Linked DNA regions of Homo sapiens: region 2 is linked to region 1. A link is an interaction called in ENCODE POLR2A ChIA-PET data of the cell type or tissue named here. Cell type or tissue: K562. All regions are shown on one strand. Each heading gives the region's core, and the rest is flanking DNA. Links, peaks and the distances in the headings are about the cores only. Region 1 overlaps AMZ1 (archaelysin family metallopeptidase 1). Region 2 overlaps IQCE (IQ motif containing E).

Region 1 (15,603 bases), core at 403-2,902:
AGAAGCGAGCCCTTCTTTTTTTGTTATTTTTTTGAGACGGAGTCTTGCTCTGTCACCCAGGCTGGAGTGCCGTGGCGCGATCTCGGCTCACTGCAACCTCCCGGTTGAGGCAAGCGATTCTCCTGCCTCAGCCTTCTGAGTAGCTGGGACTAAAAGCGCCCACCACACCCGGCTAATTTTTGTATTTTTAGTTGAGACAGGGTCTCACTGTGTTGGCCAGGCTGGTCTTGAACTCCTGACCTCAAGTGATCTGCCTGCCTCAGCCTCCCAAAGTGCTGGGATGACAGGCGTGAGTCACCGTCACTGGCTTGAAATGAGCCCTTCTAAGGCCACTCAGCATGGCTCCAACCTTCCGTCTTTGCATAGTACTTTACACGTGCCTAGATCTCAACCCTCAAGCCCTTGCCCCTTCCCTGAGGGTCGCTGGTGACTGGAGAGTGTGAGGCAGGGTTGAGAGGCAGAGGTGAAGTGAGGGCTCTGTTGGTGGATAGGAAACCTAGACTCAAGTTTAGGGAGGGCCTCAAAGGGGCTGGAATGAGCGGATGGACAGCTTTCATCAGTTCTGGGATACTCTCAGCCATTGCTGCTTTTGTCAGTTATCACCTCTGCCCCATTCTCTTCTCTCCTATGACTCCAACTGAATGTATATTAATCCATCTTACTCTCTTCTCTATAATATCTTTTATGATCATTCATGCTTTAGTCTGAATTTATTCTCATCCTTTGGCTAAGGCTTACTCTCTCTGGAGTCACATCCAAGGTACTTTTTTTTTCTGAGACAGAATCTTGCTCTGTCGCCCAGGCTGGAGTGCAGTGGTGCAATCTCGGCTCATGGCAAGCTCTGCCTCCCGGGTTCACACCATTCTCCTGCCTCAGCCTCCCGCGTAGCTGGGACTACAGGCGGCTGCCACCATGCCCAGCTAATTTTTTTGTATTTTTAGTAGAGACGGGATTTCACCGTGTTAGCCAGGATGGTCTGGATCTCCTGACCGCATGATCTGCCTGCATTGGCCTCCCAAAGTGCTGGGATTATAGGCGTGAGCCACTGTGCCTGGCCTCATCTAAGGTACTCTTAAACCCATATATTGAGGCTGGACATGGTGGCTCACACATGTAATCCCAGTACTTTGAGAGGCTGAGGTGGGAGGATAGCTTGACAGCAGGTGTTCAAGACCAGCCTGGGCAACTAGGCCAGACCCTGTCTGTGCAAAAAATATAAAAATAGCTGGCAGTGGTGGCACACATCTATAGTCTCAGCTACTTGGGAGGCTGAGAGTTTGAAACTGCAGTGAGCTGTGATCGTGCTACTGTATTCCCCTCTATCCTGGGTGACAGAACAAGACCCGATCATTAAAAAAAAATCACAACCCCCATATATTGTGTTCCTAATTTCAGTTGTCATGTTTGTGAGTTCTACAGTTTCCAGTGGATTCTTTTTGAAATTAGCAGTGTCACGCTTTTTTTTTTTTTTTTTTTTTTTTTTAAGACGGAGTCTTGCTGTGTCACCCAGGCTGGAGTGCAGTGGCATGATCTTGGCTCACTGCAAGCTCCGCCTCCTGGGTTCATGCCATTCTCCTGCGTCAGCCTCCCGAGTAGCTGGGCCTACAGGCGCCCAGTACTGTGCCTGGCTATTTTTTTGCATATTTAGTAGAGACGGGGTTTCACCGTGTTAGCCAGGATGATCTCGATCTCCTGACCTGGTGATCTGCCTGCCTCGGTCTCCCAAAGTGCTGGGATTACAGGTGTGAGCCACTGCGCCCGGCCCAGTGTCACATTTTTATAGGTCTCAGTTGCCTATGACACTTCTTTAAGTTCAGCATTGATGTCCATGAACATAGTTGCTTGACCGTCTGTCCGATGATTACACTATCTGGAGTGCCCATGTGCCTGTATTTGTTATTTCTGCTAATTTTGTCTCAGTTATCCTGCTTCATTGTGCCTTGTTATTTTTGATTGTTAGTTACGCATCTTATTGGAAAAATTAGTTTAACTTTGAGAATTTTTGGCCTGGGCCGATGTTTTTCACCATAGAGGATTTTCTTTTCCTTCTGCCAGGCACCAAAGGGCTGACTGTGGGACAAAGACATGAAGCTTTTCTGGGTCATTCTGATGGTCCCCAGGGCTCCGCATCCCTCCCAGGGCAGGAAGCATGTCAGGGTCATCCTGCCCACTCCCCCACCCCAGAAACAGTCCAGCTTCATCTGTTTGAGCTCCAGTCCTCCCCGTTTTTCTCATTAGGTCTCTGCCTTGGTTATTGAGGTATAATTTAGATAGTAAAATTCATCCTTTTTAGTGTAAGGTTCTGAGTCTTGACACACGCATACATCACGTGGCCATCACCATAATCATATAGAGGGCGGCTCTCTACCCCTCTACCGGCCACCAAACCTTTCTCCTTAATCCACTCCTCCCCATCGTGGGTGTTGGAAGCAGCTGTTCTTTATCATTCACTCTGCCTGTCTGGCCATCTTTTGGCGGGAGGGTTGTCTAAATTCCCTAGGGTACTGTTACAGGGAGCAGCCACTGTTGAGATTTGGGGGTTGATAGGGGTCCCCTGGCTGGGGTGGGGTGCCATCCCCTGGGTGGCATGTTTCTTTGTCCTGGCCTGCTTTCTGGGTACAGCCTACACTCCACAGGCTTCCCCAGCCCCTGAGGTCCTACAGTGGGGTCTGGGGACAATGTGGCCTGCCTTGGCCCTGGCCCTAAAACACAGCCGGGGACCCCGTGCCTCTCAGGCTTGGCCTCTGCAGCCTCAGCTCTCCTCACCTCCCCCACGCCGTACACGGTGCGTCTCACCTGTTATGGCCTCTGACCTGTTGGTGCCAGGCCTGTGGCAGCTCAGAGACAGCACCAAGTCCCACAAGGGTCACTCCAGGGCTTTCCACCCCCTCTGCTTAGTGGACAAACTGCTGTTTTCCCCAGCCCCACACTTCAGAAGGTGCACGGGGGAGCCCTCGGGAAAAGGACATGCACTCGGGAAGGTTCAAAAGCAGGTGGAACTCAGAGGGTATGCCAGGTTGCATTTGTGGGGTCAGCTCAGCCTGGTTTTTAATTTTTTTTTAGAGATGGGGTCTTGCTTTGTGACCCAGGCTCAAGCGCAGTGGTGCGATCATAGCTCCCTGCAGCCTTGAACTCCTGGGCTCCTCTGCCTCAGCCTCCCAAGTAGCTGGGACCGCAGACACGTGCCATCACACCTGGCTAATTATTTTGATTGTTGTAGAGATGGGGTCCTGCCATCTTGCCCAGAGAGTAGCATGCTTTGGATCACTGTACTGGTTTCCTGGGACTGCCGTAACAAAGTACCACAAACTGAGTGGCTTAGGGACATTTCTTGTCTCACATCGCTGGAGCCTGCAGTTCTTAACCAAGGTTTTGGCAGGGCCACGTGGTCTCAGAAGGCTCCGTGGAGGGTGCTTCCTGGCTGCCTCCAGCTTCTGGAAGTTGCTGGCAATGCCCAGCCCTCTGTGGCTTCCAGATGCACAACTCCAACCTCAGCCTTTGACTTCCCGTGAGCTTTACGCCATGTGCCTCTGCGTCTCTTCTAAGACTCCAGTCACTGGGTCTCCTTCATGACCTCATCTTAACTGGATTACATCTGCACAGATCCTGTTTCCAAACAATGGCAGGTTCCGGGGGTTAGGACTTCCACCTGTCTTTTTGGGGGACATAGCCTGATCCACAACAATCATCACTGTCAATCATCATCACCTCATTAGCATCATTGTCAATCAATTACCCAGCTGCTCAGGAGGCCGAGGCAGGAAGATTGCTTGAGCCCAGGAGGTGGAGACTGCAGCGTGAGCTGTGATTGTACTCCAGCCTGGGTGACAGAATGGGATGTTATCTCAAAAACAAACACAGGGCCAGCTGTGGTGGGTCATGCCTGTAATCCCAGCACTTTGGGAGACCGAGGCAGACGGATCACGAGGGTAGGAGTTTGAGACCAGCTTGACTAACATGGTGAAATCTCCTTTCTACTAAAAATACAAAAATTAGCTGGGTGTGATGGCACGTGCCTGTAATCCCTGCTACTCAGGAAGCTGAGGCAGGAGAATGGCTTGAACCTGGGAGGCGGAGGTTACAGTGAACTGAGATAGATAGCGCCACTACACTGCAGCCTGGGCAACAAAGCAACACTCCATCTCAAAAAAAAAAAACAAAAAAACACACACACACAGAACAACCTCCTTGTCAATCTGTTCCTTTTAATGGTAGAACTCCTTGGAAAACACTTCTCCGGTGTGCCTCTGTGCCGCAACCCCTCTTCTCTACACTAACTCTGAGACCCTCTCCGGGTTTCCTGGGCCCGTGGTGGCTGCTCTGCCCCCTTCCCTCCCTGGGCTTCTGGTTTCCCGGCTTTGATGCCATCGTGCCCAGGTTCAGCCCCTGGGCCTCTCCTGTATCTGTCCACACTCATGCTCCGGGGAACCATGCTAACAAGTTACACAACTTGCTAGCTTGGATGACCCACTGTGATCTCACAGTGCTGTGGGTCAGGAGCGCCCCCACTGCCCAGGCTAAAGTCAAGGGTTGGCTCCAGGAAACTCCAGGGAGAATCCATTTCCTGCCCTTTCCAGCTTCTAGAGGCACCCGTATCCTTGGCTAATGGTCCTTCCTCCGAGCCAGCCCTGCAGTGCCCTCAGGCCTCACGTTCTCACCCAGACCCCCTGCTGCCTCTAACGAGGGCTTTTTTTTTTTTTTTTTTTTTTTGAGATGGAGTCTGGCTCTGTTGCCCAGGCTAGAGGGCAGTGGCGTGATGTCAGCTCATTGCCACCTCTACCTCCTGGGTTCAAGCAATTCTCCCGTCTCAGACTCCTGAGTAGTTGGGATTACAGGCACGCACCACCAGGCCCGGCTCATTTTGTATTTTTAGTAGAGATGGGGTTTTGTCATGTTGGCCAGGCTGGTCTCGAACTCCTGACCTCAGGTGATCTGCCCATCTTGGCCTCCCGAGTTGCTGGCATCACAGGTGTGAGCCACTGTGCCCGGCCTTACCGAGGGTTCTTGTGATGGCATCAGGCTCAGCTGGCTGCTGCAGAAAAACGCCTCCATCCCAAGATCTTTAATCATCTGCAGCCCCTTTGGCTGTGGGGACTCACAGGTCCCAGGGCTGAGACGTGGACTCTCTGGGGCTGTCGCTCAGCTGCTGAGGTGGCTTCTCCTTCCTGGGGCTGCAAGCGCCAGTCTTGTTGGCCCGGCTGCCTCTCCAGCGTCCCCACTGGGCTGTCCATGGCCTTTGACTTACCATGTCCTGATCTCCAAATGGCCCTGGCTGTCACTCCACATCATGCAGTACTGTGTGCCCTCAGGTCACACCAAACGCTGGTGGCCCACACCTGACTTGGGAAGGGGCAGGGCCCAGGCAGAGGAAGAGGATGACGGGGTGCCAGCCTGAGCCTGGAAGATGGGGGTCCCCGGCTGCCTCCTGACCCCATCCTCTGGCCCTCTCCCCGCAGACGGCATCCTGTCCTTCTTGAAGAACAACAAGCCAGGGGACGCGCTGTGTGTGCTGGGCCTCACACTGTCTGACCTGTACCCCCATGAGGCCTGGAGCTTCACCTTCAGCAAGTTCCTTCCAGGGCACGGTGAGCCGGGGCCCCAGCAGCTGTGCGTGGGGGGTAGCCTGGCATGGGGCTGTGGCCTCCGTGGCTGCAGGGCACCCTCTTTGCTTTTGCTTCAAGCACCCTCCTGGTGGAAGTCAACACCTGTGCATGGGAATAGATGGCCCCTTCCAGCTCCTCCTGAGGAATGGCATAGGGGCTGTTCCTCAGCTGTGGCGTCTGCCCCAGGGCCCAACTTCATGTGGGCAGGACAGGGCCTCCCAGGACTGGTATGTCTTTGGGCCATGGCCAGCTTGCATGAGAGCATGAGGTGGGTTTGACGGTGGGCCCCCCAGAGCCAAGGCTGACCCCTGAGAGTGCCCTTCTCTCCATCTCTCTCCAGAAGTGGGCGTCTGCAGCTTCGCCCGGTTCTCAGGGGAATTCCCGAAGTCGGGGCCCAGCGCCCCTGATCTGGCCCTGGTAGAGGCAGCAGCAGACGGCCCCGAGGCCCCCCTGCAGGACAGGGGCTGGGCCCTGTGCTTCAGTGCCCTGGGGATGGTTCAGTGCTGCAAGGTGGGTGGGGGCTCTGGGGCTGGTAAGAGGGGACAGGAGGGTGCTGTCTGAGCCCTTGGTGCCTCGGTCTGTTACACTGCCCCATCCTCACAGTGAAGTGGATGGACCCCTAACTCTATGGAATGAGGAAAGCAAGGCTACACAGCTATGAAGCAGCAGGGGAGGGATTAGAGCCCCAAGCCCCTATCCTGTGTGGCCTCCCACCCTGACTCACCTTTCCCCTGGGGCCCTGAAAGTGGCCTGTGCCGCCTGGGGCAGGGGGAGGGCGCCTGGACCACCTCCCGGCCATCTGGCCTCACCCAGGTCCTCATTTTGGTCCTGCTGGGGCTGCCTGGGGATCTGCCGGATGCAGGGGCAAGGCAGTGAGGCAAGGTGCTTGGTGGCCTTCCCCCCAGGTCACGTGCCACGAGCTCTGCCACCTTCTGGGCCTGGGGAACTGCCGCTGGCTCCGCTGCCTCATGCAGGGTGCGCTCAGCCTGGACGAGGCCCTGCGGCGGCCCCTGGACCTCTGTCCCATCTGCCTGAGGAAGCTGCAGCATGTCCTGGGTTTCAGGCTCATCGAGAGGTACCAGGTGAGTGGCTGAGTTGCGCTGCCCGGCTGCTGGGACCTGCGCTCCGGAGGCCCGCGAGCGCCGCCTGGAGGCTACGCAGGGCATGGGGACCGCACACAGGCTTTGTCAACTGCCGGGTTCCAGGCAGTGCAGAGCCCTGGGACCTGCGCTGGGGTTGAGCTCCATCCGGATCTCACTGGCAGTAGATCGAGTCCTGCCAGGGCCCGCGTGTGGTGGCTGTGACTGGGAGGTTGCAGCGGGGTCGAGTGGGGACGAGGGCTTTTCTCCCTCTGTCAGGAAGAGCTGGCATTGGAGCCCAGCCGGCGGGTGGCACGGTCTTCCCAGGGTAACTTTCTCTTTGCTTTCCCGTCACCCACACTTGGGTCACTGCTGCTCAGAGGAGGCACAGGCCCCTTGCGAGGAGGTGGGAGCTGACACAACAAGGCTTGTTGGAGGTGGCCTCCATTCCTAACTCCCTCTGTCGCCTGGGTGGGGTTGCCGAGCAAAGGGCTCGTCCGTATTCATGGACATTTGTTTGCAAGCTCAAAAGCTTTACTCTGAGTTCTGAGTGCAAAGGCAGGTGGTGGTAATTTTTCTTCAAACCCAGCTTTGGACTACAACCAGTTATAAGGTGCTCACTGCGTACAGGCACCAGAGCAGTCAATGAAACCGCGCTGGAAAGCCCCTGCATCCTCCTCCCGCCCGTTGAGGCAAGTGGGGGTGTGGTTCCCGGACCGAGCCTGTCAGAATCCCCTGCAGGGCCTAGCTGGGCCCTCCTTCCTTCTGGGGTAGAGTGAGGAGCTGTATCTTGCAGGGTCCTGGGTGACACTGAACTAGAGGCCGTGGCATTTCTAGCTCACAGTGCTGGAATCTCTCTGCAGGGATCCTCTCTGAAGACTCTGGCAGTCAAGGGAAGGTGAAGGGGGCACAGAGGAAACAGCTTTTCCAAGTGTAAGGAGAAGAGCCTGTGACTTGGGGGGAACCCAGGCGCAGCCATGGCTGAGGGTAGGAGCATCTCCCGAGGGTACAGGTGGCGTGATGGCTGGTCAGCACCTGGTGATGCCTTGTAAAGGTTGCTGCTGCCAGCTGTGCCCCGTCAAGGGGCAGCTCTTAGTACCTTCCTGAGGCTGTGTAACAGGCACAGGGGCAGCTTGGTCTGCAGAAAGGGTTGAGAGCTCTCATTTGATGCCTTCACCTGGGGTCTTGTGCAACCATCTGACATGAACTTTTAGAAAGTGTATGCCCCTCCCTACACGTGCTGACCTGGCATAGCCTGGATCCACCTGGATCTGAGCTGGAGGGTGTAGCTCCTCCTCCTGCCCAGAGCTCTCTCCGTTCCGTGAGCACCATCTCCTGAGGCTGTGGAGGGAAGAGGGCCAGGGCAAAGGCACTCCAGGGTGGCCTGGCCCTCCTGGCTGTTGTAGGGAGGGCAGTGGTGTGGATGTGAGGTCACCTGCTGTCCCAGGGCTTGGGGAGGTGCTGGAGAGCTGACCAAGGGCCTGGCCAGAAAAGGTCACTGCTGTCCACTGACAGCAATCAGTGAAATGCCTCTTGAAGAAAGCCTGACTTGTTGTGGTCTCTGCCACTTCCTGTGGTGTAAACAGTCTCACGATGGCTGATGTGAGCTCCCAATGTGATGTCAGTGAGTGCTGAGTTGGGAACAGATGTGCAGTGGGACCTTGTTAAACTGTGTGTCCCCTGTACAGATGCAGGAGAGGAGACTAACCTTGAGAGCAGAGGTGAGAGTGAAATGGAGAAAACATTTAGGAAGTGAGTTTCAAGTACTGCCTTTGCTTTACATTTTTTTCCCCCTGGTGGTCTCACTATGTTGCCCAGGCTGGTCTTGAACTCCTGGTTTCAAGTGATCCTCCTGCCTCTGCCTCCCTGTGCTGGGATTACAAGCGTGAGCCACCATGCCCACACCTTTGCTTTAAAATTTTAAATTTTATTTAATTATACGCTTTCTGGGTGGGTGCCGTGGCTCACACCTGTAATCCCAGCACTTTGGGAGGCGGAGGTGGGTGGGTCATCTGAGGTCAGGAGTTTGAGACCAGCCTGGCTAACATGGTGAAACCCCGTCTCCACTAAAAAATGTAAAAATTAGCCAGGCATGCTGGCAGGAACCTGTAAAATCCCTGCTACTCAGGAGGCCAACGCAGGAGAATTGCTTGAACCTGGGAGGGGGAGGTTGCAGTGAGCTGAGATCGCAGCACTGCACTCCAGCCTGGCCAACAGAGTGAGCCTCTGTCTTAAAAAAATCGAAAAATGTTAAGTGTTCTAACTTTGGATGACAAGGAGCTTGCGAAGTTCCTGAATGGTGAGCTCTTGGGGGTGGGTACCTCTGACTCTGGCACAGCCTGGACATGAGTCCTCAAAGGGTGCTGGTCACAAGAGCCCTCACACCACCAGCCTGACTCCCGCCCCTGGGTAACTGAGGACGGTGGGGTCCCCTTAGGTAAGGAGGTCTCCTGGCAGTTCCCTGGCTAGACAAGGGCTGGCACGGAGCAAACTCAGCCTGTGTTTCTCCCTCTTAGAGACTCTACACCTGGACTCAGGCGGTGGTGGGGACGTGGCCCAGCCAGGAGGCGGGGGAGCCGTCAGTGTGGGAGGACACCCCGCCTGCCAGCGCCGACTCGGGCATGTGCTGTGAGAGTGACTCGGAGCCCGGCACCAGTGTGTCGGAGCCCCTCACCCCTGATGCCGGGAGTCACACCTTCGCCTCGGGGCCAGAGGAAGGGCTGAGCTACCTGGCAGCCTCAGAGGCTCCGCTGCCACCTGGGGGCCCTGCGGAGGCCATCAAGGAGCATGAACGGTGGCTGGCCATGTGCATCCAGGCCCTGCAGCGGGAAGTGGCAGAGGAGGACCTGGTGCAGGTGGACAGAGCCGTGGACGCCCTCGACCGCTGGGAGATGTTCACGGGCCAGCTCCCGGCCACCAGGCAGGACCCACCCAGCAGCAGGGACAGCGTGGGGCTGCGCAAGGTGCTGGGGGACAAGTTCTCCTCCCTGAGGAGGAAGCTGAGTGCCCGAAAACTCGCCAGAGCAGAGTCGGCCCCCCGTCCCTGGGATGGGGAAGAGAGTTAGTACAGCAGGGGCTGCCCTACGTCTCCTTCCCTAAGGATGCTGGCCAGCACTGTCCAGTAGCTGAGGCCACTACTGACCTGCCAGGGATAAAGAGGAAGGGTCTGCCTGGGTGGTGGCTCAGGCCTGTCATCCCATCACTTTGAGAGGCCAGGAGTTTGAGACCAGACTGGGCAACATGGTGAGACTCTGCCTCTACAAAAGAAAAATTAAAAAATTAGCTGGATGAAGTGGTTCATGCCTGTGTTCCCAGCTATTCAGGAGGCTGAGGTGGGAGGATTGCTTGAGCCTAGGAGGTCGAGGCTGCAGTGGGATGTGATCATACCACTGTACTGCAGTCTGGGCCACACAGAAAGACTGTCTCCAGAAAAAAAAAAGTTCTTTGGAGAAGCCACAGACCACCTGTCTTCAGGCGCCTCCTTCAACTCCTGAGTCCCAGCCAGCCGCTCCCAGGGGCCTGCACACATGGAGAGGCCTCCCTGATCCTGGGTGCTTCTCGTGGAGTACAAGCCGGACTGTGCTGAGGTTGGGACAGAGCCCCCTCCCCTGCAGAGGCAGAAGGAAGCAGCGTGCGTCCTGTCTCCTTCCAGGCTGTGGGCCTGCCCTTCAGTTATTTATAGCTGGAGCTGGAGAGGCTGGCTCAGATGAGGAGTGACCCCGGGGGCACACAGGCTCCACACTGCCACCCAGCTTCCAAGGCTGAGTCTCCTCCCTAACGGGGAAGTGACGGGGTTTTGTCTCTATCATCTCAGGCGTCAACCACATGCACACACACACTGTCACGTTCTGTGGCGCTAACAGCATCCTGATCCTGACGGACTTCACCGGGGCTCTCCAGGCATCTCTTCTGACAAACACTGCAGGAGGTGAGGGTGTCTGACGTGCACTGAGGGCAGAGGCCCCCTTATTCCTGAGGCGGCTACAGCTCACCGTGGGGAAGATCAACTGTGGTGATGTTTTTGGGACAGTTTCTTGGCAAAGGTGGCCGCGCTGTCAGTACCAAGTAGCTGGAGGTGGTGATCAGATGATCTGTCTTTCCTTTTTTTTTCGGTCTAGTTCTGTCAGTTGCTGAGAGAGGGGTATTATTGCCATGGCTGGGCGTTTGATCTGTCTCCCTTTAGTTTTGCCGGATTTTGCTTCCTGCACTTTGAAGCTCCTTTACGTCCCTGCACATTTGATTGTTGTGTCTTCCTGAGGAATTGACCCTTTTATTGTCACACGTACCCCCTCAGCCTGTGGTGGAGGGTCTCTGGGAGAGAGACTTCCGGTTCTGACAGCGGAATCCCTTCGGAGTGACGAGGGCGGGGTCACAGCTCGCGCACCCTCATCTGGAGAGAGGCAAGAACAGGGCAGCTTGGACCTTTTGTGGGTGGGTGGCTCACACGGTTATGGAGGGCTTCTAAGAAAAACAAAATACAAAACTAAAACTAGAAGGGCTATGCAGGTGAGGTGGGCTGAGGCTTCCTTGTGAATCTGACATTGGTGGAGGCCGACTGAAGGCTCCCGGTCCTGGTCCCACTCCGTGTTGACTTCAGAGAAGCAAAGATGCAGCTCAGAAGTAGCATTAGGATCTTCGTCCCGTTCTCTTTTGCGTAGCTTCAAAAAGGCGTAACAGTGACCTGGGAGGGGAGATGAAGAGCTAGGCCTTTCAGAAAGTGACCAATGGAAGGTGCCGGCAGAGCACCCTGCAGTAACAGAAGGTGAAAGCCGGAGCCTGGTGGCTGTTGCTGCAAACAACCACCCAAAACTTAGTGGCTTAAAATCACCACAGTCTAGCTCATGAATCTGTAACTTGGGCAGAGCTCGGTGGAGACGGTTTGCCCCTGTGGCTCGACTGGAGTGTTCGTTCACACGGCTGCCAAGTGGAATTTGGCTGGGAATCTCAGGCCTTGGTTCCTGCCCACGTGAGACTCTCCATGGAGGAGGGGCATCTTCTTAGGAAGGCAGCTGCCATACCGTGAGGAAACCCGACAAACAGGGCAGCCAGAGCCAGACAGCAGGCTCCTGGTCCCAGTCCCGGAAAATGCAAAGGGACAAGTATGTGTTGATTTCAGAGAAGCTCAGATGTAGCATTAGGACCTTCATCCATACCCTTCTCTTTTGCATGGCTTCTAAAGGGCATGACAGTGACCTGGGAGGTAACTGTGCCAGAATAAAGAGGGGAGACGAAAAAAAGAGGGTCACTTTCAGAAAGGGACCTGGGCTTCCTCACAATATGGCGGTTGCCCTCCTAAGGTGGACATCGGGAGGGTCAGATGGAAGCTCTGTGGCCTTTCCTAACTCGGCCTCACGTCACAGAGCGTCACCTTTCCTGCACTCCACGGCGGCAGTGACAAGGACCCCACCCCAGGTTCACGGGGAGGGGACGTGGCAGGGAATGTGAGACAACACAATATTGCTGTGGCCATTCATGAACAGTCAGTCAGCCCCACTCGGCGTTCACTGTGGGGATTTGGCTGGTGCACCTGCGAGGTGGCCTGACCTGTTTTCCGATTTCCTTCATCTTCTGCAAAAGGTTAACCGCTGGAGTGATGCGAGATTAAACAGAGGTGATAAAAATAGAATGCCTGGCTCATGCTGAGGGTGGGAGCCCACTGGGGTTATGACCAAAGCCTCGGCGCTCTCTGTACCCGTGTCCTTTGACCCTCAGCTGTGATGTGTGTCCCAAAAAAGCGTTTTGAAGTGGGAAGGAGCAAACCACTAAAAAAAACTCCTTTTATCCGCAGCGTTTACCAACTTGCAGATGTCAGTGAAATTTTTTAAGACAGCTGTTAGAAGGACTGTTTTGAAATGCAACTTTGAGGAAGAGAAATTGGTTTCCCTCCTCTCCCCCGTGTTAGCCCCAGGTTCTGTCTGTGCTGTGGTGAAGAGTGACTTGGGACAGTCACCAGGAAAGACGCAAGGCAGAGGAGAGAGAATGAGGGCTGCCTTCTCGAGGAAGGTCACAGCTCACGAATCTTTCTAAACTTAAGTGCTGCAGAAGTTGAACTGAGATTAAATTTAGAGATGATGGTTTCCAAGACACACAGGGCCACGGTTCTTTCAGTTTTTAAACACGTGCAAAGTCCACTGAATTGCTTTCTCGTCTCATCTGTCAGAAGCCCCTGCATTCACAAGGATGGGTCTTCCAGCTTGACGATGACCTCTCTTCGGAGAGCCTCACCCATCTTGGTAAGCCAAGTCAGCGGGGCCTCATGGAGCTAAAAATAGTTTCAGGTCATGACAGATGTTATCTGTATTGCTGTGTGTGCGATGAGTCTGGGGAAGCTAACACATGCCTTCTGAAGTGGCTAGAATACACACTCCCACGTCACAGCCATGCTATGATGAAGGGGTGAGAAGCAGTGTCCCCTCTGAGGCAAATCTCTCTTCAGGCAGCCCCGCAGTCCTCTTCCGAAATCTCATTCTTTTCCCTCTCTTCCTCCCCAAAAAGCCCAAACTCATTGTCAGAGTGGGGAGAGGGGAGAAGCAGCATCCTGACTCCTGTCCATGGTGTGAACCCTGAGGGCACGGGACAGTGAGTGGAGCTCTGCCACCACCCGTTTCCAGAGCATGGGTGAGGAGGGAGGGATGCCGACCTGTTAATATTTGCTTCAGACCTTTCCCCGATGAACGAAATCTCCAAAAGCCTTAAACATAAAATGGCTTAGTCAAGCACGAGTGATAAAGCTGGGAGTCCAAATTTAGATCCCACCAAGTTCAAAGGGGGAGGCTAGAACATTCCAGGGACACACCTACACGCAGAGGGTCTCCATACAGTGCCAAGGGAGCTGCTCTGCAGACCCACCAGGCAGGGACGGCCAGGCCTCGGAGAGAGGGACCGGCTGCCCTGCCCAAGGCCCACCTGGACAGGCAAGTCTTCCCTAGTGGGTCAGTCAACTCCACCGCTTAAGGGGTCCTTCCTATGTAACGGAATTTTTTTACATCATCATCGAGTCTCGAAATGACCTGTAAGGCAGATGGCTGCATCCCCACCATATGGCTGTGGCTGTCGAGATGGGACTGGGAAGGGCTGGAGCCTCAGAAACGGCAGAGCGGAAGTTGAGGCGCAGTCTGTTCTTGCTTGAACCCCGAGTTCTCCCGCTGTTGTGCAGCTTTCTAAAAGCAAGCTGGAGCGGTCTGAGCAGGAAGAGAGTAAGAAGGCGCACGGACGCGGGAGGCCTGCACCCTGATCCCTGAGCAGCCCCCACACACCGGCACCCACGCCCCTCGGTTCTGATAACCAGGAGGCTTTCTGGCCCGTGCAGCTCCTTCGGACTCTGAGGAGAGGCCTGGGTGGGTGGCCGGCACTCTTAGGTGAGGTGCCAACGAAAACACCCCCGTGATTGCTGGGGCTTCACTGATTTGTTTTGTTTATAAAAGGAGGGCGAGGCCTGCACAGGAATATTTTTATCCCCGTGAAGACGGAGAGAATCAGGGCTTCGCGACGGGGCTCATAGACCTGAACTGGGTCTGCCTGCCTGTGTGCTGGAAGCAAACGACGGCCCGTCCTCTAAGCTGGCTTTGCAGCTCCAGTAAGAGTGAGAGACTCACGGGGGCCTGGCTGCCGTCCTGGGAGAGGCCCCGGGAACCGGCTCGCCCTGTACCCAAGGGCTCTCTGGAGCTCACCCCGCACGCAGGCTGCTCCAGAGCTGAAATCTAGCTGTGATCCCTGTGGGGCAACTGCACACAGAGGTGCCCAGTTTCAAGGAAACCTAAAGCAGCAGCAAATTTATGGCTCTTGGAACACGAGGCTGTCAAAGATAAACACCGCAGGGTAATCTAGGAAACACTTCCGGCTTGACTGTAAAGAGCCCTGGCCTGCGAACGCTGTTAAAAACAGATGCAGATCGCGGGTGGAGACGGCCGGCCGAGCCTTCCCTTTTCTGACATCCTACAGCAGCACCTTGATGAATGAGAACCCGGAAGAATGGAGGTTTATTTTTGAACTCAGCTTCTTGGGTAGGGAGGCAAATGAAAACAGGCTGATGTCAGGGGTTTATTTTAAAAAGCAATTTCCAAGAAGCGTCCTGGGGTCACCACGCGTTCAGTCCAACTCTTCCCCGCTGCAGTGTTCCCGTGACGATGAGGCAAATCCAAATAGTCACCGGAGTCGAGCAAACACGGCGGCCCCTGCCTCCCCCGGCGGCTCCACAATGGCCCTCAGAGGGTCCGCGGCAGCCAGGCCCGTCCAACCTCCTGCCCTCTCTGAGAGGGGCCCGAGCTCTCGCAAGATTAACCAGAGACGACACCTACCAGATTCCACCACTGAGGCCTCCCTCGATGCCTGCTCCCTGGGCTTTTTAATGAACGCACTTCTGTCACATGGAAACTGAGCCCGGCATGGAGTCACGTGGCTCCACCCTGGGGCTCCTCTGATGCCGAGAGCTCTGGCTCTCCTGACTGTGGGCCCAGTGTCCATTTTCTCTCTCAGGCAGGGTGCTCTGCCCGCCACAGTGTGCCTGGTTTTCTGGATACAGCATGACTGAACCGCCCCTTCTCAGCAAAGGCCAACACGTCTTTCTCGAGTCCAAGACCATCTCCCGTTCAAGGGCCCTCACCGCGCTTTGTGAGTCTGTCTCGTGGGCCTCCTTCAGTGGTCTGTGACCAGCGGGAATGAATGGGGACGTGTTTTGTTCAGCCCTGACTCTTGGACGCTGGTGGCAGCCGCGGGCGCCCACTCACCTGGCACGTGGACGAAGGTGATGAGCGCGGCTGACGGCTCCCGGGGGCAGTGTGGGGTCCAGTCTGAAGCCGACGCCCCTCTCGGTCAGGCTTTCAGCAGCAGAAGGCAGTGGACTCTTCACCATTTCTTCCAACACTTTCTCACGTAGGAGCTCCACTGTCCCTTCTAACAGGACAGGGCTTGTGCAGCCGGGC
Region 2 (15,603 bases), core at 248-2,747, 92 kb before region 1:
GGAGAGACCCAATGGTTAGAAAGCCCCTTTTTACACAGCTGACAGCTTCTCCCAAGGCTTCCGTCCACGGGGACAGGCTTAACCCCTGGGCGCCTTTTCTGCAGCATGGCGGCCTTCTGAGTCACCTAAGCTGAGCCTGGGTCATTCTCTGTGGCGGTCAGAAGGCCGATGGCCCCAACACAGTGGCTTGTGAAAGGGAGAGAGGAGGCTCTGCATGTCCACCTGCTCTATGGGAGGAGGACACAGGTGTCCCCAGCCCAGCCTGTTCTCTCCCAGTCACTCAGGGATGGGGCCACCCAAAGTGCAGGACCCGCCCCACCCTGCGGTTCGAAGCCTGGCCCCTGTCTCCACTTAGCTTCTGTTTCTGCAGTGGGTGGAAGCGAGTCAGCGGGGGGCCTGGCTTGTGTACGTGTTTTCCTTATTTGGTCTGTGGGTTGCCAAGTCCATTTTTTTTTCCACTGAACTGGCTGGTAACTTGATGGACTGTGTAACTGACACAGGCCCTCTTTAGACCCCTGCCTTCACCCCACCCGCCCGGGTCCACTCCCTGGGGCGCTGTCCCAAGCCATCCCTGCTTGCCAGCTCAAAGCTTCAGGTCCTAGGAGCCAGTCCACCTCGAAAGCCCTGAGAAAGTGAGACACCTGCACATTCGCTGGGGGAGACCCTCCGTTCTCTTGTGGCAGCTGCTCCCACTTGTTAAACCAAGCTGTTTCTGCGGGACGTGCTCACTCTTGGGAACCAGTGGCCTAGAGCTTTGGGTTACAGGCATGGAGAGGGCTTTCCTGCCTCAGGCTTGGAGGCCAATGTTCCATACATAAACCGCCATGTCCTCTGGTGCAGCTGGGCTGCTCTTTTAAAAGCCAGCATCCATCTTGAAGCTCGCTGGGTAAATGGCAATGCATTCTCAAGCCAGTGTCTTCAGCTGATGCCCAGTGTCCAGTGCTGGTCACCAGTCCCCTTTGCTGGGTACAGCCTGCCTGGCTGTTCTGTGGTCCTGGAACGCTGCAGTGTGGTTTTGTTCCATGGAGACAGTACCAAGCGGAGAGGCCTCCTTGCCCACGGCCCCAGGGCCTGGGGGCCAGGGGTTCTGGCCCTGCGGGGACTTAGGCAGGAGGGGAAGAGAAGCCCATGGAGCCATGGGAGGGGTGAGCTGTGGGCGGGGCCTAGTCATGGGAGGGGTGAGCTGTGGGCGGGGCGAGCTGTGGGTGGGGCCTAGCCATGGGAGAGGTGAGCTGTGAATGGGGCTAGCTATGGGTGGGGTGAGCTGTGGACAGGGCCTAGCCATGGGAAAGGTGAGCTGTGGGCGGGGCCTAGTCACGGGAGAGGTGAGCTGTGGGCGGGGCCTAGTCATGGGAGGGGTGAGCTGTGGATGGGGCCTAGCCATGGGAGGGGTGAGCTGTGAGTGGGGCTGAGCCATGGGAGCAGCAAGCTGGTGGAGTGGGCTGGGCGGAGCTGTGGGGGCTGCTGGCAGGGCCTAGGAAAGTAGACAACTCCCGGGGGAGACGAAGTAGAGAGTGAGTCCCCAAGAAAGGGACTCCTGCCCCAGCGTCAAGTGCCAAAGCAGGCCCCATCTACCACTTCAGGGTCGACGTTGGTGGCAGGTGTTGTTCACGGTGTACTGATTGTCACTGCAACACCTCCACATCACCTTGAACTTCAAGAACAGCAGCAAAGCTGTATCTGCTATCAGAGGCTGTTAGGTAGTCCAGCTTTAAAATAACACACTCTTTCTCTATCCCATGCCCTTTAAACAAGCAGCCACAGGAGATGTCAGTCTCCAGGGCCTGGCCCCACTGTGTTGACAGCAGTCACGTCTGTTGAGCTGACACTGCTGAGGCTGAAGCTGGCCCCGTGCAGGTGGCTGGTGAGCCACAGGTGCAGTACCCGGAGGTGTGCTCTCCCCTAGAGGCCTGTCCCCAACTCCTCCCCTAGAGGCCTATTCCCGCTGCTCACAGACCTCAGCAGAGGCACCAGCTGGAGGGCTCCAGGGACATCCTTGGAGATACAGGAGGCTTTCCTGGCACAGGGCACAGCTCTTAGGAGGCCTTTGTAGGACGCTGTCTCCCCAGCGTGTCCTGCTCATCCAGGATGGGGAGAAAGAGGAGGAGGCCCCAGGCTCAGAAGCCAGGGACAGACTGCCGACGATTACCAAACTGAATCCAGGCAGTGCCATGACCCTGGGTGTCCCTTGGTTCACATCACCCACCAGACAGCTGCGGAGAGAGTGCAGGGAGGGGCTGGGACCAAACAGGCCAGAAACCAGCAGAAAAGAGGCAGAAGTGAGGTGGGTGTGCCTGGGGCACGAAGCCAGCGCCGGGGGGATTTCAGTGGAGCCTTACAGCCAGGCTCCGTGCGGACTGTGATGCCAGAGAGGCGTGCAGCCTCTGGGCAAGTCGGGAGAGGGCTTGGGTGGTCCCCACAAGGCAGAAGAGGTGGAAGGGCCAGAGAAGACCACCAAGACCACCGTTCCCGCAGGCCTGGGGTGAGTGACCTGACTGAGACTAGCGGGCAGAGCCAAGCAGGGCTAAACTCCAACCCAGGGCCCGGTGTTGGACAAAGTAGCTTTTTCTTTGCTCGTTTGTCTGTGTATTAAGAAGAGACTAAAATAGCCAAACGACGCTGGTCGCATGCGCTGGCTGTGGTCTGTCTGCTGAATGTCTATTTTTGTCTCCTGACGAGACGTGAGGACCATGCCCTTGATCCCTCCGATGGACCAGAAACCCCCTTCCTTGCAAAAAAAAGGCAATTGAATTAGGAAAAGATAGCCCAACCTAGCTCAGATCCACCAAGATAAGCACAGCAAAGCTTGGCTGCATTTTTGAGGAATAAAAACCTGCAGAAAGCACCGATAACCTTCAAGATCTGAATGAGATTCTATTATAACCCGTCTAAACGATTGCAAAATTCCTCCTTTGGTTTTGGAAGCAGCGTTTGCTCTCCCGTGGCTCGGATTCTCTGAGGACCAGGGAGTTGACACACAAACCCCGCCATGGGTCCGAGCCAGCTATTTCTCAAGGCTCCCACCTCGCCAAGCTCCCAAGGGCCTGCTGGCAGTGCCTACGCTGTGCCAACTACCCTGTCTGGTACAGACCACGGCTGGGTAAGCACCCTTAAAAGCAACAGAAATGACGTCTGGAAGCTGAAATGTGAAACTGTCAAGATGGCTTAGGAGAGGAAGGAGTGGACCCGCTGGTCTTTGGCATTTTGTATTTAGAATTATTCTAACTTTATACATAATGTATAGGCCGATCTTTTGGAAGGGATAAGGTTTTCATTCTTGTGCAACTCATTATTCTCATTATTGGCCTTTTAAATAAAAAGTTGTTTTGCAGTGTGCCTTGAGTGCCCCGTGAAGACTTCTCTTTAATGACCTCCAGGTGTGTTCCTGCCCCACGCACTCGGGCTGAACAAACGATCCGCTTCAGAAACCCCGCTTCTCTGGGCTTCTGGCATTTTGCCGTGGTCGTAATGCAGGCTTGGGGTTGGAGAGCCAGCTGGAGGGACGGGTCCCGCCGCCAGCTCCCTGCCACGCATGAACTCGGATACATCTGTTGACACCCCGGTCCCCCGTCGAATATCTATTCCTTAGATATGAGGACACAAAAATGTGCGTGCGTGAGGGAGTTATTTCTCCATATTTGATTTCATTTTTGTTTCAGGAGCAGGGAAAGAATAATTTACTGAGGAATCAAACACAGATGGAAACGACCAAAAGGAGCTGATATCTGGGTTTTGTTTTCCAATATTTTGTTGCATAGAACAAGGAGCATCTGTGGCTTTGTGTGCTTGTGGCTGCCTGCCCTGGGGCCCTAAATCCTGAGTGGAGTTTGTCCGAAGCCTCCACAGTTACTGTGGTTGGCTCTGGCATTTGCCCAAGCCTATTTTCTCTCTATCGATCTTATATGTGTGTGTGTGTGTGTGTGTGTGTGTGTGTGAAAATATATGTATATTTTTAAATTGAGATAGGGTCTTGCTGTCTTGCCCTGGCCGGAGTGCAGTGGTGCAGTCATAGCTCACTGCAGCCTCAAACTCTTGGGCTTAAGCAATCCTCTTGCCTCAGCCTCCCAGATAGCTGGGACTATAGGTGTGCACCACTGTGCCCAACCACTTTTTAAAAAATTTCTGTCACGCCTGTAATCCCAGCACTTTGGGAGGCCAAGGCAGGCGGATCACGAGGTCAGGAGTTCAAGACCAGCCTGGCCAATATGGTGACACCCCATCTCTACTAAAAATACAAAAATTAGCCGGGCATGGTGGCGTGCGTCTGTAGTCCCAGCTACTCGGGAGGCTGAGGCAGAATTGCTTGAACCTGGGAGGTGGAGGTTGTAGTGAGCCGAGATGGCGCCATTACACTCCAGCCTGGGCGACAGAGCGAGACTCTGTCTCAAAAAAATAAAAATAAAAATTCTGTAGAGATGAGGACTTGCTAAGTTGCCCAGGCTAGTCGAACTACTAGGCCCAAGTGATCCTCCCACCTCAGCCTCCCAAGTGGCTGAAACTACAGGTACGCACCTGGCTAATATACAAAATTTGAGGGGTGGGGCACAGTGGTTCGTGCCCGTAATCCCAGCACTTTAGGAGGCTGAGGCAGTGAATCACCTGAGGTCAGGAGTTCGAGGCCAGCCTGGCCAACATGGTGAAACCCCGTCTCTACTAAAAATACAAAAAGTAGCCGGGCGTGATGGCACATGCCAGTAATCCCAGCTACTCAGGAGGCTGAGGCAGGAGAATCACTTGAACCCGGGAGGTGGAGGTTGCAGCGAGCCATTGCACTCCAGCCTGGGCAAGAAGAGCAAAACTCCGTCTAAATAAATAAATAAAATTTTATTTTGGTGGAGGTTGCAGTGAGCCATTGCACTCCAGCCTGGGCAAGAAGAGCAAAACTCCATCTCAATAAATAAATAAATAAATAAATAAAATATATTTTTCTGGTAGAGATGGGGCCTTGCTATGTTGCCCAGGCTGGTGTCCAATGCCTCGCCTCAAGCGATCCTCCCACCTTGGCCTCCCAAAGTGTTGGAATTACAGGTGCGAGCCACCGTGGCCTGCCCCGAGCCCATCTTTACACTCCGATGGCCTGTGTGCTGTCCTGGCAAGCGGTTCATTTGCAGACTTGCACTTTGCAGACGAGCTGGTAGGGCCTGAGGGAGCCTGTGGCATTGGAGAGCATGGTGCACCAGGCACTCGCCCGCTGCAAGCTCGCTGCCCCCGCAGTCGCCAGCTGTGATCTCCCCTAGGGGTTCAGACCCAGGAGCAGAGAGGAGGCAGCCTGTGGGGGCTTCTCAGCTAGAACTGGCGAGAGGAGGAGAGAGAAGGTCCAACCTCAGGCCTCCACCCACCGTGGGCCGGGGTATGGATAGACATGGAAGTATGTGAGCGTGGACATCCATGCGCACGCGCACAGGCACACGGGGAGAACCCTCTTCCTCTTCCCCATCCAGCCCTCTGGTTTTTGGTGCTCCCAGACGTGCGCTGAGTGCATGAGGGCCTCCTCAAAGACCGAGTGAGGGTCACCACAAGCTCTTGCCAAGACAGTTTTAAATATGAGATTCCTCCAAGGTCCCTGGGGGACATAGGAAAAAAAAGAAGTAAGCCTCTGAGTCCCTCGCTCCTTTCAGCACTGCTGTCGGGCTTGGAATATGAATGACGGGCTGCAGAACAGGGTGGCGTGTCTCTGCGTGGGTGCCAGCTAATGGCCTTTGGCCAGCACCTCCCCACTGGATCCCGGGAGCAGGGCCCAGTGTCAGCCCCGAGGGCCAGCCCCATTAGATGGGGCCTGCCTCAGGAACCTGGGGACGTTACCATGGTGCTGTGTCCCTTTCTGAATAAGAGGAGAGGGTGCCCCTGAGCTATTCGTTAATTAAGTCCCAGAGCAGCCTGGGATTCAAAGGACAGAGTCCAGCGCTGCCAGGGCTCCCACGGCTGCCATTCATGGCAGCCCTGTCTGGGGGCTTCCTCCCCACCAGCCCTTCCCTTCCCAGGCCCGGCTCGCAAAGGAATGAAAGCAGGGAAGGGTGTGAGTGGGTGGGCTGGGGCGAAGCTCGCATAAAATATACAAAGGGAGCTGGTTCCCGCTCATTGCAGCCTCGCCCCGCCCCATTCCCTTCTCTCACCCACTTCCCCCTCCAGCACCCTGTGGGCTGCTGGCTCCACTATGCTCACCGCTCCTGCTACCCTCGCCCGAGAGTGCACCCTTCCCGCCTCATCACTCCTCCCTGCTTTCGGGATTTCTCTTCTGCTCTGGCACCCGGTCCTACCCTCTGCCTGTTGAGTATGGGTGTATCCACGGCTCCGTCCCCAACACCCCAGCCTGCCTGGATCGTCCACTGGGCGTCCGCACGTTCTTGTCTCAGATGCCTCCAATTCAGCTTGGCTCGGCTTCAATTTATCTTCCCTCATGACCTGCTCCCTGTTCAGTAAACCACATCACAAGCCACATGGTTGTCCCTGCCAGAAACCTAGAGATCATCCCCGTCTCCCTGCCCGTTCTCACCAGGCCCCACAGGGGCTACCCCCTCAGCAGCCCTCAACTCTGCTGCCACATCTGCAGTGAGGCCAAGTGACCCCACCAGACAGTTCCCACGGGCTCCAAGACAAAATTGAACTCCTGAACATGCCAGACTGCTGCATGTCCACGCACACAAAGACACGTGCACACACAAAACACCACAATGCAACATACATGCAAACACCTGCACATGAGCAGACATATGCCTGCAAACACATGCCCACACATGAAACAATGCAAACTTGAAAACACACACAAAACCAACATGCACACACCAATGCATGCACTCTCAGACACACACACACTTCGCACAGACGTGCACACAAACACGTACAAATACACACAAACCCACATGCAAACATACAAACATGCATGCAAACACACCTGCAAGGGCAGAAACATACACAAATTTGCATCCCACACACGTACACACAGGCACACACACATGACAACATACATACACATAAAACGCGCACACACACACACACAAACATGCACACACACGCGCGCGCACTTGAAGCTCAAGCCAGCCTGAGCTATGTGAGGCTCCACTTTTCCAAAGAGGAGACTGCAAAAAAGAAAACCCATCCAGCCAACTTGAAAGTGTGAGCTTTTTATAGGTGTGGACGAAAGTGTCAGATGCCAACTTGTGAATAATTAATATGTTAATTTGGTCACACATCATGCATATTTCAAGTCATAGCTAAAAGAAGACACTGATCTAGGAGCATGCCTCTGGTGGTGCTCCCAGGACTTGGCTGCACCAGCAGCTTCGTCCCCATGTTTTGGATCCTCTAACACAGTTTCCCGTGCACGACATCTCCACTTCCATCTAAGCTGTTTGCAATCCACGTGACGGCTGAGAAATCTGCTCCTGCCGGGCGCAGCGGCTCACGCCTGTAATCCCAGCACTTTGGGAGGCCGAGGCGGGTAGATGGCTTGAATCCAGGAGTGTGAGACCAGCCTGGATAACATAGTGAAACCCCTTCTCTACAAAAATACAAAAATGAGCTGGGCATGGTGGCATGCACCTGTGGTCCCAGTTCTTTGGGACGCTGAGGTGGGATGATTGCATGAACCGGAGAAAGTGGAGGTCGCAGTGAGTTGAGATCGCGTCATTGTACTCCAGCCAGGGCGACAGAGCAAGACTCTGTCCCAAAAAAAAAAATTCTGAACAGGGTGTGCCATGATTGGAGCATTTCTCCCCAAGCCACGAGTGCCGGTGTGCTGGACCTGAGGACGGTGGTCCAGGTGGTGTCACTTTATGATCGCGTTTCCACAGTGGAACCGCTGGCTGTATTTTTAAACGTTTTAAAGTCTGATTCACAAAGACAGCCAATGCTTGCAAATGTGAGGTTCTGCTCCTGGAAAAATGACTAATCTGAGTTAAATTTATTTCTGACATCTTTTTAGTGGATTCTGCCAGGCGACCTCCATACACATTGCTCCCAGCTTTCAGACTCCTCCGTCGGTTCCCAAACAGTGTGTGGCTGTCAAAATAAACTAATTGAGAGCCTCATGCTATGAGATACTTTCTAAGGACTTAAGAAGGCAGCTCCCTCTTTTGTGAAGGATACTTTAAAAATTTTATGTATTTATTGATTTTACAGACAAGATCTTGCACCCCAGGCTGGAGTGCAGTGGCACAATCACAGCTCACTGCAGCCTTGACCTCTTGGGCTCAAGCAATCCTCTGGCCTCAGCCTCCCAAGTAGCTGGGACTACAGGTGTGTGCTACCATACCTGGCTAATGTTTTCATTCTTTTTCCTTTTCTTTTTGAGACGGAGTCGCGCTCTGTCGCCCAGGCTGGAGTGCAATGGCGCGATCTCGGCTCACTGCCATCTCCGCCTCCGGGCTCAAGCGATTCTCGTGCCTCAGCCATCTGAGTAGTTGAGACTACAGGCCCACACCACCACGCCCAACTAGTTTTTGTATTTTTAGTAGAGACGGGGTTTTGCCATGTTGGCCAGGTTGGTCTAGAACTCCTGGCCTCAAGTGATCCACCCATCTCAGCCTCCCAAAATGCTGGGATTACAGCTGTGAGCCACCGCGCCAGGCCTCATTTTTATTTTTGTAGAGACAGGGTCTTGCTCTGTCACCCAGGCTGGAGTGCAGTGGTGCAATCATAGCTCACTGCAGCCTCGACCTCCTGGGCCCAAGCGATCCTCCCACCGCAGCCTCCTAAAGTGCTAGGATGACAGGTGTGAGCCACCAGGCCATGAAGGATAATTTTTTTGGGGGAAGGGGAATCCCCCACTTCTATTTGAACTGTCCCAGAATGAAACCAGGGCCTTCTTCACCCCTCAGCCTCAGCCTGCAGAACCACCCTCCAATGCCAAGCTCAGCGGCCTCCCAATCTCAGCCCCTGCCTCATCCTCCCACCTCCTAAGCCTGATGCTCCTCCCTTTCTGACCCTGAGGGATGCTCCCACTCCGATCCGATGCCTCCCCTCACATACTCACCTGGCTGTTTCCCATGGGCCATTTCTATTTTACAGTCACATTTTGTTTCTTTTTTTGAGACGGAGTCTCGCTCTGTCGCCCAGGCTGGAGTGCAGTGGCGCGATCTCGGCTCACTGCAAGCTCCGCCTCCTGGGTTCACGCCATTCTCCTGCCTCAGCCTCCCGAGTAGCTGGAACTACAGGCATCTGCCACCACGCCCGGCTAAATTTTTTGTATTTTTAGTAGAGACAGGGTTTCATCGTGTTAGCCAGCATGGTCTTGATCTCCTGACCTCGTGATCTGCCCGCCTCAGCCTCCCAAAGTGCTGGGATTACAGGCGTGAGTCACCACGTCCAGCCAACATTTTGTTTCTTAAAAAAGATATCTGGCCAGGCATGGTGGCTCACGCCTATAATCCCAGCACTTTGGGAGGCCAAGGCGGGTGGATCATGAGATCAGGAGTTCAAGACCAGCCTGGCCAAGATGATGAAACCCCGTCTCTACTAAAAATACAAAAATTAGCTGGGCGTGGTGGCGGGTGTCTGTAATCCCAGCTACTCGGGAGGCTGAGGCCGAGAATCGCTTGAACCTGGGAGGCTGGAGATGCACTGCACTCCAGCCTGGGTGACAGAGCGAGACTCTGTCTCAAAGAAAAAACAAAGATATCTAACACATTATAAAAAGAAAAACAGAAAAGTATAGAGTAGCCTCATCTCCCTCTGGCACCACTGATTCTGGGGTCCTGGGCTTTTGTCTCGCCTCCCCACCGCTACTACGGGACTCTTAGTCCAGAACCAGGGTGAGCCGTTCCTTAGCCCCTTGCTCCACAGACTTGCTCAGGTCCCACGTGGCACCCTGGATCCCATCAGCAGCTCCACGCGGCACCCCACGCCTGCCCTCGTCTGGCCTCCCCTCCAGCCACACACCCCTGACCGCGGGCCTTTGCGGAAAACGCCGGGCCCTCCCCCACCTCCAGCTGGCCTCTCGCCTGTGCTGTTTCTGCTGCCAGGAATGTCCTTCCCGTGGAGCCGGCCTGGGTGATCCTCTGCTGAGAAGCTTTTCACGATCAGCTCCTCCTCCCTGTAATCTCACTGCACCCAGCCCGCGTGTGTGTTTTAGTATTTATTGCACCTGAGGGCACTTTGTACACATTATATTGGGGTTTATTTCGTCTGTTTGCAACTAGACTAAGCTCTGTGAGGACTGGATCTTTGGGGCCAGGAAATAATTTTTTTTTTTTGGCAAGGTCTCACTCTGTTGCCCAGGCTGGAGTGCAGTGGTGCAATCATAGCTCACTACAACCTTGAACCCCTGGGCTCAAGCAATCCTCCCACCTCAGCCTCCCAAGTAACTGGGACTACAGGTGTGTGCTCCCACACCTGGCTAAGTTTTAAGTTTTGTTTTATTTTTTTTTTGCCATGTTGCCCAGGCTGGTCTCAAACTCCTGGCCTCAAGCGATCCTCCCACCTCGACTTCCCAAAGTGCTGGGATGACAGACATGAGCCACTTCACCCATCCTAAATTCATTTACTCACCAAATTTCCACTGGCTTAGGTGTGGAGAACCCAAGTGGGGCAGACCACAGCCAAGGGCTCCCCTCTAGGGTGGTGTGGACCCAGGTGGTTTAGACCCAGTGTTGGGGAGCCGTTCTGGTATCCCAGAAAAGGGAGTCGGGGCTGCAGCTGAGCAGGTGGGGGAGGCGAGTACCTTCCAGGCCCAGGGAACTATCAGCCTCCTTCCAGAGGAAAAGGGAGCAGGGCCCCCACCTCCAGGATGGGAAGGGCCCCAAGGTGGCCAGACACAGTGGGTCAGGTGTGGCAGGGGCGACAGGGCTCAGGAGAGACACAGAGGCCGGGCTGGGGGACCTTGCCCTGAGAGCTGTGGGAACAGGATCGGATTTGCATTTGAGAAGGGGAGGCTGGGAGCGGGAGGGGACGTCATGGGCTGATGAGGAACCACATACGTGCTGACCCCATGGAGGAGAGAGCCCAGGGCCCCCGGAAGGGGACAGCCTGGCTGTTGGCCAAGAGACGCAGAGGGGAAGGAGGCCTGGCCAGGCAGGGGAGGGGGAGCACATTCCACCTACCCCTCCCCCTGGAATGGAGCCACATCCTGGCCAGCTCCTCCTGCCCCAGCTCCTCCTGCCCCAGCAAATCCTGCCCCAGCTGCTCCTGCCCCAGCTCCTCCTGCCCCAGCTGCTCCTGCCCCAGCTGCTCCTGCCCCAGCTGCTCCTGTCCCAGCTCCTCCGGCCTCAGCTCCTCCTGCCCCAGCTCCTCCTGCCCCAGCTCCTCCTCCTCCTCCTCTCAACTCCTACTGCTCCTCCTGCCCCCACCTCCCCCTGCTCCTCCTGCCCCCACCTCCCCCTGCTCCTCCTGCCCCCATCTCCTCCTGCCCCAGCCTTTCTGTGCTCACAGGGACCCTGTGGAGCAGAGAGGGCTTTCTGGGGTCCACGGAGGCTGGGCTGGGTCCCCAGAGCTGGGCCTCCACTCTAGCCCAACTGATTAAGCCCGGCAGGGCCTCCTGCATCCCACGTCCTCCCTGCCAGGCTGCAGGCCCAGCTGGGATGTCTGGGAAGGAAAATGGGGGTCCTGGGCCTGCAGGTAAAAGAATTCAGCCCAGGGTTCCAGCCAGCACCACCCCCCGCAACACACCCCCCACCCCCCATTGCGGGCGACCTGTGGCAAGCCTGAGGTTCACCATCTGTACCCAAGGGTGTGCTGGCCCTGTCTCTGGGTAGCTGTGAGCCAGTGGGCGGGGAGGGCCTATGCCAGCCGGCAGAGCTCTGGAAGAGCAAAACACCATTCATCCCAGACACACATCCTAAGCGTCTATCCCAGGCCCGGCCCTGGCCCTCATAATATTGCCATCACCATCTCACTTCCAGAAGCCTCTGCCTGCTCCTCTCCAGAGCCCTGCGCCCCTGCACTGCCCCCCACCCCCGGGAGCGATGTGGAGGCTTCGCCAGTCCTGGGAGGACTCTGGACTTGGTCCTGAGGCCCTGGGAGGCCAGGGAGGGGCTGGCAGGGGGGCAGCAGGCCAGATTCCTTGACAGAGATGAACTGGGGCGGTGCAGAGAAGTTCAGGACAAAGGGCAGGGCCTTGCTGCCCCGTGCTCCGGGGGACCTTGAGCAAGACACTTCCTTTTCCGAGCCTCCAGAGCTGAGACTGGCAGGAGTGGAGCTGGAGAGCCCTTCCTGAATGGTGGCTGGCACTGGGTGTGCCCGGAGGAGGCGGCCCTGCCAGGGGCAGGATGGTGATGCCTCTGAAGGGCTTCCCCAGGTGGCCCCTGGACATCTTCACGTGACCCAAAAAAGGCCCCACCTCCTGCCTCCAGACCTTTCCCATGAGATGAGCCCCTCCGGGCAAGTAGGCCACCCCTAGAGCGGCCTCTAGAACCTTCCGTGCTTGTCCTAGGCTGGGGGCTGGAAGAGGGGTGGAGGCCACGGAGGGGCTGCCTGTTGCCCACCTCCACGCACAGCACTCCTCCCACGCTGAGCCGGGTCTCCAGGGTGTTGTGTTCTGGACAAAGCCTCCGGGGTGCTGGGGGGGCCTGCATTCCCTCCTGGGCCCCCTGCCTTGGAAATGGCATGTCAAGGGGAGGATCAGCTCTCCAGAGGATCCCCAGACCCAGCAGCCTGCCCGGCCCAGTGAGGGAGACCCCGGGTTCCCTGGGCTCCTGGGCCCACCCTGACCAGAAAACCAGCCAAGGAAGCTGAGCTGGCCTTTCCCCATGCGTGGGGGAGTGAAGTTTGTCAGATCCAGGCTTTGAAACCTAGAGGGTGCAGGACACTCCCTTGCCCAGGCCAGACAGAGACACAGTGGATGTGGGGTGAGGACAGGGTCCCCCAAGGGGACATGGGGCAGAGCACGCAGGTTATGTGGGGCCTGGCCTTGGACACCCCTTTTCCAGCATAATCCCAGTACCCACCCAGGGAGAGAAGCATGACCCTCCTCCTGTTACAGCTGGGGAAACTGAGGCTTAGAGAGTTGCCTGGCCGAAAGGTCTCTGCTCTTGGAGGGGGAGCAGTGTCTCCTTGGCAGCTCAAGCCTGTGACAGCCTGTGGTCCTGTGAGAGCAGCGGGCGGGGCTCCCGAGAGGGAGGTGAGAATCCATCCGGCAACCCCTCCCCACCCACTCTGCCCCAGCGCCTCCCTCCACGCCCGCTGCTGGCCTGTTTCTGAAGGTCGGTGAAAGACGTCTTACTCACCAAGCTCAGGCAGTGGGGTCGGTGGTCCACCTGCCAACAGCGACTCAGCCAGCCTTTGTCACCAATGCCAATTGCAGCCCACAGAGTGGCCAGATACCCTCTCCCACTGCTCCTGGAATTGGGGCACTGGAGGCCGCCAGGAAGAGACGGTAGTCCTGGGTCTTGATGAATATCCTGCTCAGACTCAGCCGGCTCCCGGCACCCCCAGAGCAGGAATTTACTGGCAGACAACGAACATCCCTTGAAAGCATCAGAGCATTAAGAAAGCTTTCCCCATTTTGTTTTTTGTTTGTTTGTTCGTTTCATTTTTGTTTTTATGTTTTTGAGACAAGGTCTTGCTCTGTTGCTCAGGCTGTAGAGTGCAGTGGTGCAATCACCGCTCACTGCAGCCTTGACCTCCTGGGCTCCGGCGATCCTCCTGCCTCAGCCTCTCAAGTAGCTGGGATTACACACATGTGCCACCACACCCAGCTAATTTTTGTATTTTTAGTAGAGATGGGGTTTCGCTATGTTGGCCAGGCTGGTCTCGAACTCCTGACCTCAAGTGATCCACCCATCTCGGCCTCCCAGAGTGCTGGGATTACTGGCGTGAGCCGCCGCGCTCGGCCCTTCCCCCATTTTGGAGTCCCCGGTATCTATTGTTTCCCTCTTTCTGTCCATGCTTACTCATTGCTCAGCTCCTGCTTATGAGTAAGAACGTGCGGTGTGTGAGCTCACTTAGGATGATGGCCTCCAGCTCCATCCATGTTCCGGCAAAGGCCATGATTTCATTCTTTTTTAAAAAAATGGCTGTTTCCTCAGTGAGTCAGGGCTATGGGTGTGGGATGAATCTCTTCCCTTCTCGGAGCCTCAGTTTCCCCATCTCTAAAATAGGAAACTGGACGCTAAGTTCCCCCGTCGGTGACATGGGTTCCCAAAGGGGTCATAGCAGTTGGGCCAAGCCTGACATAAGTCCCAGGTCTCACAACTCTCAGCACAGTGCTCATTGCAACAAAACCTAGCTGGTGGGTGGGGCTGCGTGGACAGGCTAATTTTTTTTTTTTTTTTGAGACAGCGTCTTGCTCTGTCGCCCAGGCTGGAGTGCAGTGGCGTGATCTCGGCTCACTGCAAGCTCCGCCTCCCGGGTTCACGCCATTCTCCTGCCTCAGCCTCCCGAGTAGCTGGGACTACAGGCACCCGCCAACACGCCCGGCTAATTTTTTGTATTTTTAGTAGAGACGGGCTTTCACCATGTTAGCCAGGATGGAATCGATCTCCTGACCTCGTGATCCACCCGCCTCGGCCCCCCAAAGTGCTGGGATTACAGGCGTGAGCCACCGCGCCCGGCCTCTATTTTTGAAATGTTTTGTAGAAATGGGGTCTCCCTGTGTTGCCCAGGCTGGTCTGGAACTCCTGGCTCAAGTGATCCTCCCACCTGGGCCTCCCAACGCGATGGGATTACAGGCGTGAGCTGCCATGCCTGACCTCAGGGCACTATTTTCTTTTCTTTTCTTTTTCTTTTTTTTTATTTTTTATTTTTGAGACGGAGTTTCGCTCTTGTCGCCCAGGCTAGAGTGCAATGGCGTGATCTCGGCTCATTGCCTGTGATCACTGCAGTCTCCGCCTCCCAGGTTCAAGCAATTCTCCTGCCTCAGCCTCCCGACTAGCTAGGATTACAGGCATAAGCCACCACGCCTGGCTAATTACGTATTTTTAGTAGAGATGGGGTTTCTCCATGTTGGTCAGGCTGGTCTCGAACTCCCGACCTCAGGTGATCTGCCGTCCTCGGCCTCCCAAAGTGCTGGGATTATAGGCATGAGTCGCCATGCCTGGCCTCAGGGCACTATTTTCAATCTACACTGGGCTTGGGACTCTGAGACCCGGTCTTGATAGTCTTATGTGGCAAGTAGGGAGGTTCTGAATGAGACACTCGACTTAAGTGATGGGACTTGGGACAGAATTCTTGGCAGCTCAGAGGCCATCCCCACTGGTCTCCTGGCTCCCAGTGGCTTTCTGGACAAGGCGAGGCTGCTGGCCAGGTGAGCCCAGATAATGAGAGGTGCTCACATCCTCACTCTGGCCAGGTGTGCGTGGCTTGCTCCGTGGTCCTCTTGGGGACCATGCTGGCTGGCACCTCTCCCAGCCTCCAGAGCTGCGGGCCAGTTGCCTCAGACCCAGATTGAAAGCAGTGCTTCTGTGGCTCCCCTGCGGCCGAGATCCATCAGCCAGGTGTCTGTGGTCCGCCAGGCACCGGCTGGCTGTGCGACCACAGCATCACCCAGCCTCATCTTAGCAGGCGCCAGGAAGCCCAGCCCCGCAGCCTTCTCTTCCCGGCCAGTGAGGTCCGTCTCCACAGAAAATGTGAACCTCTTTGGATGGGGCCCAAACACAGGGAATTCCATTGTTCTGGCTTCCGCCCCAGCATCTGGAGGAGCGGTCCAGGCCTGGCCATGCTCAGCTCAGGCCT

The links. Peaks named below come from ENCODE experiments on the same cell type or tissue, not always from the same donor. Only the 100,000 strongest peaks of a DNase experiment are listed, where the experiment ranks them.
Region 2: POLR2A ChIA-PET joins it to region 1 with 5 read pairs; 5 of 35 experiments call an interaction of 5 or more read pairs at or near these places.

The regions. Positions count from the first base shown.
Region 1 is chr7:2,703,132-2,718,734 of GRCh38, forward strand. It overlaps AMZ1 (archaelysin family metallopeptidase 1), which reads left to right. Exons shown (of 7, transcript NM_001384743.1): 4 at 5,457-5,585; 5 at 5,944-6,113; 6 at 6,509-6,685; 7 at 9,199-15,603. The coding sequence ends at 9,747. Among named protein-coding and RNA genes, the nearest start is that of AMZ1, 23 kb to the left of the region's middle. RefSeq lists enhancers at 6,413-6,512, 6,432-7,127, 7,273-7,492, 7,503-7,552, 8,193-8,352 and 1 more and silencers at 6,673-6,832, 10,011-10,210. In K562, for the core only: no CTCF peak of the experiment used is centred there; no DNase peak of the experiment used is centred there; H3K27me3 peaks cover 400 bases.
Region 2 is chr7:2,611,393-2,626,995 of GRCh38, forward strand. IQCE (IQ motif containing E) reads left to right here. Exons shown (of 22, transcript NM_152558.5): 22 at 1-3,336. LOC107986760 (a long non-coding RNA gene) reads right to left here and starts at 10,796. Exons shown (of 3, transcript XR_001745069.2): 1 at 10,486-10,796; 2 at 6,258-6,409; 3 at 3,191-3,584. RefSeq lists a silencer at 10,803-11,097 and an enhancer at 11,887-12,396. In K562, for the core only: no CTCF peak of the experiment used is centred there; DNase peaks (open chromatin) are centred at 345 and 1,209.